Linked DNA regions of Homo sapiens: region 2 is linked to region 1. Evidence: read pairs that join two places in POLR2A ChIA-PET (ENCODE). Cell type or tissue: PC-9. All regions are shown on one strand. Each heading gives the region's core, and the rest is flanking DNA. Links, peaks and the distances in the headings are about the cores only.

What was found. Peaks named below come from ENCODE experiments on the same cell type or tissue, not always from the same donor. Only the 100,000 strongest peaks of a DNase experiment are listed, where the experiment ranks them.
Region 2: POLR2A ChIA-PET joins it to region 1 with 12 read pairs; 6 of 35 experiments call an interaction of 5 or more read pairs at or near these places.

What each region holds. Positions count from the first base shown.
Region 1 is chr1:201,817,477-201,822,913 of GRCh38, reverse strand. NAV1 (neuron navigator 1) reads right to left here. Exons shown (of 34, transcript NM_001389617.1): 34 at 1-3,077. The coding sequence ends at 2,982. The region is part of intron 1 of IPO9-AS1 (IPO9 antisense RNA 1); the gene reads left to right. Among named protein-coding and RNA genes, the nearest start is that of IPO9, 9.0 kb to the left of the region's middle. In PC-9, for the core only: no CTCF peak of the experiment used is centred there; no DNase peak of the experiment used is centred there.
Region 2 is chr1:201,745,607-201,751,454 of GRCh38, reverse strand. The region is part of intron 7 of NAV1 (neuron navigator 1); the gene reads right to left. The region is part of intron 2 of IPO9-AS1 (IPO9 antisense RNA 1); the gene reads left to right. It overlaps LOC124904483 (a long non-coding RNA gene), which reads left to right. Exons shown (of 2, transcript XR_007066790.1): 1 at 1-1,679. Among named protein-coding and RNA genes, the nearest start is that of MIR5191, 29 kb to the right of the region's middle. In PC-9, for the core only: no CTCF peak of the experiment used is centred there; a DNase peak (open chromatin) is centred at 2,894; H3K27ac peaks cover 1,694 bases.

The DNA of each region.
Region 1 (5,437 bases), core at 2,938-5,437:
TCAGAGAAGTCTGGATGAGTGTCCCAAGGGGTTATAGCACCATGAGGAGGCTCAGCCTTCTGCAGTTGCCATATAACTGTGATTCCTTCATGAGAATGATCAATCCCCACAGTGAGGGGCCCAGATGTGCAACTGTAAACAGGGTCCCAGGCTCCAGAGGGAAAGCCGAGGCTTCAATACTACCTCACTAGACGGGAACACACTTTCTGGAGGAAAGCAATTGGAGACCTGGCCTAAATGCAGCAGTCAGCTGAGAGTAGAGGGTGGTGGATCCCAGGAAGAGAAATAAAAAGTCATAGCATGAGGCCTCCAGAATCAACCTGCTGAGGATCCAAATAAAATTCATGGTGGTATCCATGGTTACCAGAGAGCCAAGAATCCCTTTGGGGTCGGAGGCAGTTGGAATGAAAGAAGGGGTTCTCCCCTCTCCTTTTTCTCAAGTAGCCAGTAACATCCATGGCAGAAGGCACTGGCTGGGCAGCACCAGAAAATAGAGTGAAGCGCTCAACCATCAGATTAAGATGGCATTAAAAGTCTGAGCCTTGCCATGGAACTGGAGCTTAGGATAGGGTTTAGAAGAGGCCTAGATCCCAAGCAGGCCCATCCAGTCTTCTCTTCCTTCTAAGTTAGAACAGCCAGCTCGGGGGCCTCCTCATTCTGCACAGCAGAGACCTTAAGGCAGTGATTTCAGCACCATCCTTGGACACACAGCCTCTTCCCACCACAGAATTGCATATGTTACAGCTGAGTTGGTTAGGGATCTTCACAGCTCATGGAATTAGCAGCAATAGCAATAATAGTCTCCATCATACAGAACCCTGTCATCCATGGGAGCTTACCACGTGGATGCAGAAGCTTTTGTGAGGGGCAGCCCGGACCATCTTTTGGACTTAATATACCGATATGAAGATTCAGATGCATCTACTCCTCGGTTGGGTGGAAGAGTGATCCAGGTTGGTATGCCTATAGATTCTGATAAAGTCTTGTGCTACTTAGGAATCTGAAGAGCAAACACTTAGGCCGGTGCTCATCACATATCCTTGACCTGCAGAGTCCTGAAGCTTCAGCCTACTAGGCAGCTCAGCCTAGAAGCTGGTCCCGCGGGGCTTTCAGAAATGGCAGGAAGTAGACTTGCCCATTCCTGACAAGCAAGATTCCATAGTCCTTCAGGCTCCATCTTAATTGATCCCAGATCTTCTGCCCCCAATGTATTGTACATCTAATCAAAAGCTTCTTTCTAGCTGGCTCCTTGGGTTTCAGCTACATTTCTTAGATGATCCCGAAGGTCTAGATAACAAGGGGGCGTAGCTGAATGGAGGTTAACATTTCCTGCTGGACTGTAAACTTAAGGGCCCAGGTCTTGTGTGTGTGTGTGTGTGTGTGTGTGTGTGTGTGTGTGTGTGTGTGTCTGTTTTAACCTAATGATTTGTATATAGTGAGTACTCAGTAAGTACTTGTCAAATGAAAGAACAGGGATTGCCAGACCTTCAAGGCAATGGGAAAGGAGCAAATCTGCAAAGGTAGGATCTCTTTGGAAGGCAGGTATTGGCCACCAAGTCAAACTCCTTGAGTCTTATATTCTGATTGGGATGATCTCACATGGATGTTCATCTCTTATATGTGAATACTCATTTGTGAAAAATAGTAAGAGCCAGCTAGGATATTTGGATTCAGTCAGGCACCATCAGAATAGTGCAGTGAAAGGCCAAACTGGCCACAAGACAGAGGAATGTTTTCAGTTTTCTGGTTTTCCTCTGGTCCATGATAAAGCTCGGAGTAACTCTTCTATCAAGATGGGGCTATACCTTCTCATGACAGAGGCTGGCAATTGAGCTACCCAGCAGAACGTGTGCTCTCAAAAGGGAAGTCAAGGGAACTGGGTTCCTCTTCTCCCTCTACTTCTGAGCCAATGCTTCATGTCTCATATAAGCCCCATGGATGCCAAAGATAGTGGCATGGCAGGTGTCATGCCAATTGCATGGCATCAGATTCTCCAAAGAAAACCCACTTGGAAAAGCCAAACTAGCCCCTGGAAAAGCAACCCAAGCATCTCGTGGACATGTGAGGAAATGGAAAAACGGAAAAAGAAAAAAAAAAGGGAAACAAAAAAATAAATAGGCAAATGGGAGAAAAAAATGAAAACAAAATAAAAACCAAAAATAAAAAAGTAGGGTTTATTGACTCTTATGCATTGTTAAATTAGAGGGTAGAAAGACAGAGCTGGTAGTCTTTCCCTGAAGGCTGTAAGGTTATTTTTGTGGTTTGGTGACTTCTCAGGTTGGCAGCCGTCTTGTTGATGTCCCCTATGTCATCCAGAGGGCAGGAGCGGGCAGCTCTCTACCTTGGCAACTGGTTCCTCTCTCTCCAGCTTCATCTTTTCCATTGTTTTTTGTTTGTTTGCTTGTTTTTGTTTTTCATTTTTACCTTTTACAGATTGATTTAAACATTTTTTAAACCACATGCTTCTTTTTCTGGGCTCCAGCCAGATCTCTGGGGGAGGAGTTGTTGGCAGTGGTGATGGAATTGGGAAGGGTCTGTGAGAAAATCTGAGGAGCTTCCTGCCTCCCCCAGATCTCCCTCACAAGACTGTCTCTCTCAGGGTTGCTTGTGAGAATCATTTAGGAACTGCTGCAGTGTTTTGATGTTTTCTGAACCCCTCCCCAGAAAGCCCAGGAGTTTGTAATTGAAACAAGAAGTCAAGGGAAAGACCCAGAATCATCTTTTCCCCAAAGTCATTAGAGGAGGCCAGTAAATGTGTTTAGGGGGCACAAGTTCCCAAACGCCACCCCACCATTCCTTCCTAGGAAGTTCTCAAAGGTACAGCACCAAGAACCTGTCCCTCCTCTTTCATCTCCTCCTCCCTCCTGTTCTCCTCCTGGGGCTGGAGAGCCAGTGCTCTGAAAGAGGAGAGGGGAGAGGAGGAGCTAAGATAGCTGATGCCAGCGTTCTGCTGTCCGGGGGTGACAGTGATTGCCGAACCCTTAAAGTGTTGCCTGAAGGTTGGGGTCCAGGATGGTTTCTCGATCTGGAGACTCAATGTAGTTGGCAGCTTCTTGAAGTTTCAGCAGCATGGCCATCTAAAGGGGGGCAAAAAGATGGATTTATGAGAGTTGGGACTCTGGGTCCTGCCCACAGAAGGGAAACAACAACAACAAAATCCCAACACTTTGGGAGGCCAAGGTGGAAGGATAGCTTGAAGCCAGGAGTTTGCAATCAGCTTTGAAAACAAAGAGAGACCCTGACTCTACCAAAAAATAAAAATAAAACAATAAAAAACTGGCCAGGCGTGGTGGCACACAACTACAGTCCCAGCTACTCAGGATGCCAAAGCCCAAGTGGGAGGATGACTCGAGCCTATGAGCCTAGGAGTTTGAGGCAGCAGTGAGCTTTGATATCATCACTGCATTCCAGCCTGGATGAAAGAGCAAGACTCTGTCTCCAAAAAAAAAAAAAAAAAAATCTAGATCATGGGTCTGATCCTTGGTTTCTCAGTGATGAAGAGCTCAGAGTTTAGAGTGGTTTGTGAAAAGGCAATGAGGATTTCTTCAATGATAACTGTGACACATGTGTATGTACAACAATTACTTGGGAGTATGCCTGCTATACAAGGGACAAGGTACCATTTATGGAGGAATACCAAAAAAGAATGAGACCACTTCTGCCTGCAGGGTGCTTGCACTCCAGGAGAGGAGGGAAGGCCTGAACATACCAACGAATACTGGGAGGAATGTGAGAAATGCTATAAAATAACAATTTCCCCTTCCAATAGAGTATAAACCAGCAGCTAGACACTGTATTATTATGAACCTATTTCTCTCCAGCTTACCAACCGTGTTGCTTCATGTCAAGTCTAAATACCTCTATGTACTCACTTCCTTCTCTTTACTTACTTTTTTCTCTGGACACGTCAAGATTGGTACTTCCATTTCAGCTAAGTAAGCCTGGTGCATTTTCTGTTGAATCTGCTCTCCACAATTCTCTTCTGTCTACGTGATTATTAATAAGCTTCCAATTTAAAAGCATTTTTATACAGATAGCATCTGTTTTTAACAAAGTCAAAATTTTAATAAAAATGTATTATGATTATTGGAAGAATTTCCTATGGGAAAGATAGAATTGTAAGGTCACAGGATTTGCGCATGTTAAGTTTTAATATAATCTGCCAAATTATCTTCCAAAATGGTTTTATCAACAACCACTCCCACCAGCGGAGTATAAAAGTCTATGCTTCCATACATACTACTTTTGCCAATGTGAAGTGGTATCTCTTGTTTTAATTTGCATTTCCTCAATTATTGGAGAGGCAGAGGATCCTTTTATGTTTTTATTGGCCATTTGCATTTGCTCTAGCCAAATGTCTACTCATATCTTTTTTTTTTTTTTTTGAGAGGGAGTCTCGCTCTGTCGCCAGGCTGGAGTGTGCAGTGGCGTGATCTCGGCTCACTGCAAGCTCCACCTCCCGGGTCCAAGTGATTCTCCTTCCTCAGCCTCCCAAGTAGCTGGGACTACAGGTGCCTGCCACCACGCCTGGCTAATTTTTTGTATTTTTAGTAGAGACGGGGTTTCACCATGTTGGCCAGGATGGTCTCAATCTCTTGACCTCATGATCCGCCCGCCTTGGCCTCTCAAAGTGCTTGGATTACAGGTGTGAGCCACCACGCCTGGCCTTCATATCTTTCTCCTAAGAGATGGGGTCTTGCTTTGTCACCTGGGCTGGAGTGCAGTGGTGTAATCACGGCTCACTGTAGCCTCAACTTCCCAGGCTCAAGCAATCTCCCACCTCAGCCTCCTGAGTAGTTGTGACTGTAGGCATGTGCCATCACACCCAGCTAATTTTTTTGTTTTTCTAGAGATGGGGTCTCAGTATGTTGCCCAGGTTGGTCTTGCACTCCTGGCCTCAAGCCATCCTCCTCCTGTCTCAGCCTCCCAAACTGCTGGAATTACAGGTGTGAGCCACTGTGCCCAGCTGTTTATATCTTTTATCCATTCTTCTGTTTGGAAATTTTAGATATTTTAGATACCAGTCTTTTTCTGGCTACAGGCATTGCAGATATTCCCCCAGTTTGTACTTGGCTTAGCCTGCTTTCTACAGGAGTTCCATGAACTCATTTAGCTGAAGTAGTCTTCAGGATAGCGTCAGAGGAGAAGCAGAAGTAGAGAGAGTGCTAGTGTGCCCTACTGCTCTACTTCTTTGGTTGATATTCCTACATCATGAGATCTACCTGAGACTTGGGTCTTTGCTAGAATACATCTTGCTGGGATGCACTATTATTTAGCTTAAGCCAGGTCTCAGGCATATGATCTTTATAACCCCAGATTCTGATATTTAGAGCTCCTCACTGGCCTTAGCCTGGTCCTGGCTTTGCTAGTGCTCACTCTTTACTCTCCAGGCCCCCATCAGTGTATGTATGAAAAGTGTGAAGAATTCAGGGTTTTT
Region 2 (5,848 bases), core at 1,908-4,407, 70 kb after region 1:
CTGCCAGTGAACTTCATTCTTCTTCAAAGGGGGGAAACTAAGGCTGGAAGATTTGCCCTCAGCCGTGGAACAAATCAGTGACAAAGTCAGCATTAGATTTTTAGGTGCTTTATCTCTTCAGTGCTAAAAATGTGCTCCAACCTGGGCTGGATATCAAACATATACTTAGCAGGACATCAATCCTTTTCCTGGCTTCTCTGACATGTTCTTTTACACATGCTTTCGTCAAGATGCCTCTTGCCACATCACCTCCTCCAGGTTGAGAGGCAGAACAGTTTTTGTTATCTAAAGATACATATCTTAGAGAAAAATAACAATTTTGAGAACACAGGAAATGACTGGCTAGGAAATTACTTTTGGTATTAACATGCTTTTCTTGGGCAACTATGAGTGAAATTCCTGTTCTGAGGCTTTATGATCAGTCTAGGACTTTTGGCATAATCCTTAAAGAAGTCAAGAGAAGGAAGACTGAAATTAAAAGAAGAGAAAGTTAATCAAAATCAAACTGGTTTTGTTTCTAGAGGAGATGCCTTCAGGCAATAGACAGAAATAAAAACATCCTGCTCTTTCTTCCATCCTGTTCTGATACAGGGTAGATCCAGACCACTTCTCAATTTAGAAAAGGGGTCCTCACAACTTCACCCCACCCTCCAGGCCTCCTCCGATCTCAGAAAGGCAGGCAGGCCAAAAATTCCTGCCTGCCTTTCTGAGATTGGGAGGTGACAGCCCCTCTGGGCATCAACCAAGTGGTAGGTGTGAGTAAATATAAATTTCATCAATTATTACTCCAAAGAGTTGAAAATGAGTAAATACAAGCTATGACTTGAGCACTAAAAATATGTCCTCTGTCTGACTTGGGGAGAGCTTATTTAGATCTCATATAGATTTGGAGAAAGAAAGACATGGAAAAGACCTAATCTGGTGGCTTGCAAGCCCTTTTTTAAGAAGAGCAATCGTTTTTACTAACATTTTAACCAGAAGTCCTCAATGTATGAAACAGGTAAACACAGGGCTGCTCTGTTTGAAAGGGAGGCAGAGTCACCAAGTCCACCTGCCCCTCTTCCTCCCCTCCCCACCCTGACTTGGTCAACTCTCATACCATGAACAGTTTACCTCAGTCATTTCTCCCCTATCACTGATGCACCAAGTCATCCACGCAAATGGGTGTTTTTCTGCTTTGGGAGACTTCCAGGGAAGGGTTTTTCATACCTTCCTTAGGCACTCATTACATGTAAAATCCTTGCAGCGGTAGGTCTTTGTTATAAAAAATTACACAGAAAGTTGCCAGTGAACCTCAGTGTCATTCAAAGTACTAGGACCAATAGAATTTTTCCTGATACACTTCTGCTTTTCCAACTTGAGTCTTCACACCCATACCTACAGTGCATTATCAAGTCTAATGTCAGTTTCTTTAAGGTGGAGCAAAATTTTAACAACATAAAGCAATCTGAAAGCAAAATCCTCTAGAGTTTTATAATCTCCTCTAACCTTTCAAGTCCTACATATAACTCAGCAACATGCCTTTTCTTTCTTTTCTTTTTTCTTTTCATTTTGGAGAGAGAATTGCTCTGTTGCTCAGCTGGAGTGCAGTGGCGTGAACATGGCTCAATGCAGCAGCCTCGACGTCCTAGGCTCAAGTGATCCTCCAACCTCAGCCTCCTGAGTAGCCAGGACCACAGGTATGTGTCACCATGCCTGGCTAATTTTGCTTTTTCTTTTCTGGAGAGACTGGGTCTTGCCATGTTGCCCAGGCTAGCAATTTCCCTTTTGAAACTTCCAATATAGTCTTTATGGAAACAACTTTCTTTTTATGCTCATATTTCATCAATTTATGTAATAATTATATTATCCAAGTTCAACTGGCATAAACAGGTTTGGGAGCAAATGCAATTCTAGGAAAGCATTCAACTTGATTGGTGGAGCAGAAGGATGCAGGCACATTTGAGAGCAGCCTGTTGGCAACCTGTGCTCCGTGTGCAGAAGGCACACAGTCAGAGGGAATAGTGAGCAAGTTGGTGCAAGGGTTGTGCTCTATCTGATGCCCAGAACCATTTTGGAAAGACAAAAGTGAAATTCACAAGGCTGAAGACATCATCACAGCTCCCCTTCTGACTTTTGCTGCTTTTCAGTATATTTCTCTTTGCTTCACCTCTGAATTTTTTTGCTAAGTGGGGATGAGGAAGTGAGGCTAATAATTGTTATTGCTGAATCATTGGGCTGAAATCACATGGCCAGCGTTATTTAACTTTAAGACATTATTTCGCAGGTAGAATTGTTCTCAGTTAGAGAGAGTCTTTTTCTTTTTTTGAAACGGAGTCTCACTCTGTTGCCCAGGCTGGAGTGCAGTGGCATGATTTCAGCTCACTGCAACCTCCGCCTCCCGGTTTCAAGCAATTCTCCTGCCTCAGCCTCCCGAGTAGCTGGGATTGTAGTCACCTGCCACCATGCCTGGATAATTTTTGTATTTTTAGTAGAGATTGGGTTTCGTCATGTTGGCCAGGCTGGTCTCGAACTCCTGACCTCAAGTGATCTGCCTGCCTCGGCCTCCCAAAGTGCTAGGATTACAGGTGTGAACCACCACGCTGGGCCAGAGAGAGTCTTAGTTCAACTTTATAAAAGGGACATGGGGTAGCTAAGAGCCTTACCTGAGCAGACTACTACGTCAAAACCAGACACCAAACCCAAGGGTCCCAACTTCTTTAGGGGGCTCCTATAGGCTCCACTGTCTCCCTGGCACAGTAAATTTTTTTCCAAGGTCTTGTGGACTCTCTGGGGATCAAAGCTGCTTTTACAATGAATAGCTCTGTGCAAATTCCCAGAATTAGTTTCTCAGATAGCAGGAATGCTCCTAAATCAGGTTGTGCATGAGTAAGCAATGATTTCCTCCCTCCTGCAAGAGACTCATGGCTAGTTTCTCAGACAGAGGACGTGACTGGCCACTTTTGCCCCCTGAGGTTCTGAGGCCAGGGGTAGAGCTTGGTGGAGGCTGGTAGGTTCCCTGCTGAGGTAACTGCAGTGCAGCAGCCCAGATTCCATCTCCCTTTCTAAACACTGCACACATGCTAATGCTGGAGGAGCACAGCTTTGCCAGGGATTTCCATATGAGAACCCCAGAAAAGAAACAACTTGAAATATCATGGCAAACATGAGATGCACCCATAAAAGATGAAAGCAATTGCTATAAACCACGTGAAAAAGCTGGTGTTATTACATATACCTCCTCCTTCACACTTAATTCATAAGAGTGAGAGAGGAGGACCCTTTTAATAATGGGACAAGGAAAATTAATAAATTAACATACTGCTCATATACTGCAAAGGTAATAATTCCAAAACACATTATGAGCACTGAGAAGAGTAGTCTTTATGAAGTTTTCTCACTCAGAGAGCCGCCTTTCCAGGGAAAGGCAACTACAATCTTCCCCAGGGTCAGCTCAACACTAGCCTAGAAGGTGTCTGCAAAGTTGTTCGGCATGAATCCCATATATTGGGGACCCATTCCGGTGGGGTTGACGTAAGGAGCTCTGGGTTCTGGAAGAAGGATCCCAAGATAAGCACTCAGTGACAGCAAGCATGGGAATCTGAGTTGGCAACCCAGGGCCTGGAAACTACAAGGATGTTTATCTAGAATTTAGGAAGAGAGAAGCTTAAATGGGGGAAAAACAGTACCAATTATGGGCACCAAATACATATATAATATAGGAAATGGGAAGAAGTGGCAAAAACTTCCAGAACATGAATGTGTAGCATAATGTAAACAAGAGATTTCATTAGGGAACTTTTTCCAGACAAGAGTGAGGCATCCATTTCCAGGGATCTGATTAACCACTCAAGCACTGCTTTTCAACCACGTATCAGAGGGAATAAATAGGAGCAGGGTCTAGGATGTGTACCCTGGAACACCCTCTGCTGTCTTCGCCACTGTGTCTAGGGGCAAAATTCCAGAAACCCATGGCACCCAGGAATAAATCCCAAGTATGTGTTCTCCTTCAGGGCCTTTGAGCCACAATTCCACCCGCTGGCAGAAATACTACTTCTGTTTTAAAGCTGTTAAAAACCTATTTTTAAAATCGTACAGTTGGCAGATCACCAAAATCAAAACTTGATAGTCTAGTATAGTCTTATAGAACTATTTAAAATAATCCATGGGAAAATGTTCCAAGCCGGAAAAATAACAGTTTCACACATGCACACATGCACACAGGCAGGACCGTGTGTGCATGCACTAGGGCAACTGCCCGCACAGCCACGAGAATGGGGGCCCAGGAGGACGGTGAAGATGACAGAGTGGGATGGGCCATATGTTCCGATTTCTTTATACATTACCTATTGATCCACTGCCCCATCAATTCTCTTCAAGATTTATCTCAGGCCCAGGGTTCTTCTCCTTCCTCCTTCATACCTGAAAGTCTCCCTTCTACCTGAATAGTGTCTCCAAATTTCTTCATTTTTTTTTTTTTTTGAGACAGGGTCACACAGGCTGGAGTGCATTGGCATGACTGGAGCTCACTGCAGCCTCGACCTCCTGGGCTCAAGCGACCCTCCCATCTCAGCCTCCCGAGTAGCTGGAACTACAGGCGTGTGCCACCAGGCTCGGCTAATTTTTTGTATTTTTTTGTAGAGATGGAGGTTTCCCCATGTTTCCCAGGCTGGTCTTAAACTCCTAGGCTCAAGCGATCCACCTGCCTCAGCCTCCCAAAGTGCTGGGATTACAGGCACGAGACACTGCACCTGGTCATTCTCTCCAAATTTTGATGCAGTCTACATTTGAACTTCCATGAGTTTCCCACACTCACTGCGCTCCTAACGTGCTGCTCCTTGACCTGGGCATAAATCTTCCCTTACATTTCTGACTTGCTTGCTTCCTATTTCCAGCTACTGTTATTCCCCAATAACTGTTAAATATCCAATTCTATTACAAGTTAATCATAGTGTGGAATGGGAATAGGTTGTCTTTTGTTATGTTTTTAGTGATTAACAGAATTTCTTGGCACATAGTAGGCAATGAATAAATACTTGCTGGTGGATTTGCTTCCATTTTATGTACCTGTTATGTTTCAGGTGACATGATTTAACCTAATCTGAAGGGCTCTGTGTGTGACATGACACAGCATAAATATGGTATGTCCAAAGCTGTACAGCTATATTAGCTCTTACAGTGGTATCCTATCAGCTATTTTTTGTCATCATCAAAAGATCATTACTAAGTTCCACATATGCTGCACTTGGATAAAATCCCCTGGCCCCTAGAAACTTATAATTGGACAAAACTATCACCATATGATGAGTAAATATGGGGAAAATATATATAGATATGTCTAAAAGCAAGACTAGGCATGGTGGCTCACACCCATAGTCCCAGCAGTTTGGGAGGCTGAGGTGGGTGGATTGCTTGAGCCCAGGAGTTAGAAAACAGCCTGGACAACACGGCAAAACCCGGCCTCTACAAAAAAAAAATTAGCTGAGCATGGTGGCATGCACCTGCAGTCCCAGCTGCTTGGAGGCTGAGGTGGGAGGATTGCTTGAGGCTGGGAGGCAGAGGTGGCAATGAGCGGAGATGGCGCCACTGAACTGTAACATGAGTGACAAAGCCAGACCCTCTCAAAATAAATAAATAAATAAATACAATAAAATTAACTTCCCTGGAGGCTGGGGAACCTCATTAGCAGCTCTTCTTTATAGGAAATGACCATTCCAAATGGGAACTTGATTTTCAAGCTTGTAGAAAGTACCCAGCTCTTTAGATTTACATTTAGTCTAGGGAGGAGTGGCTGTATAGCCAGCCAGAGCTGGGTTTGAATTTCTGCTCCACTACTTACTGACTGACTTAGGACAGGCACTTTCCCTCC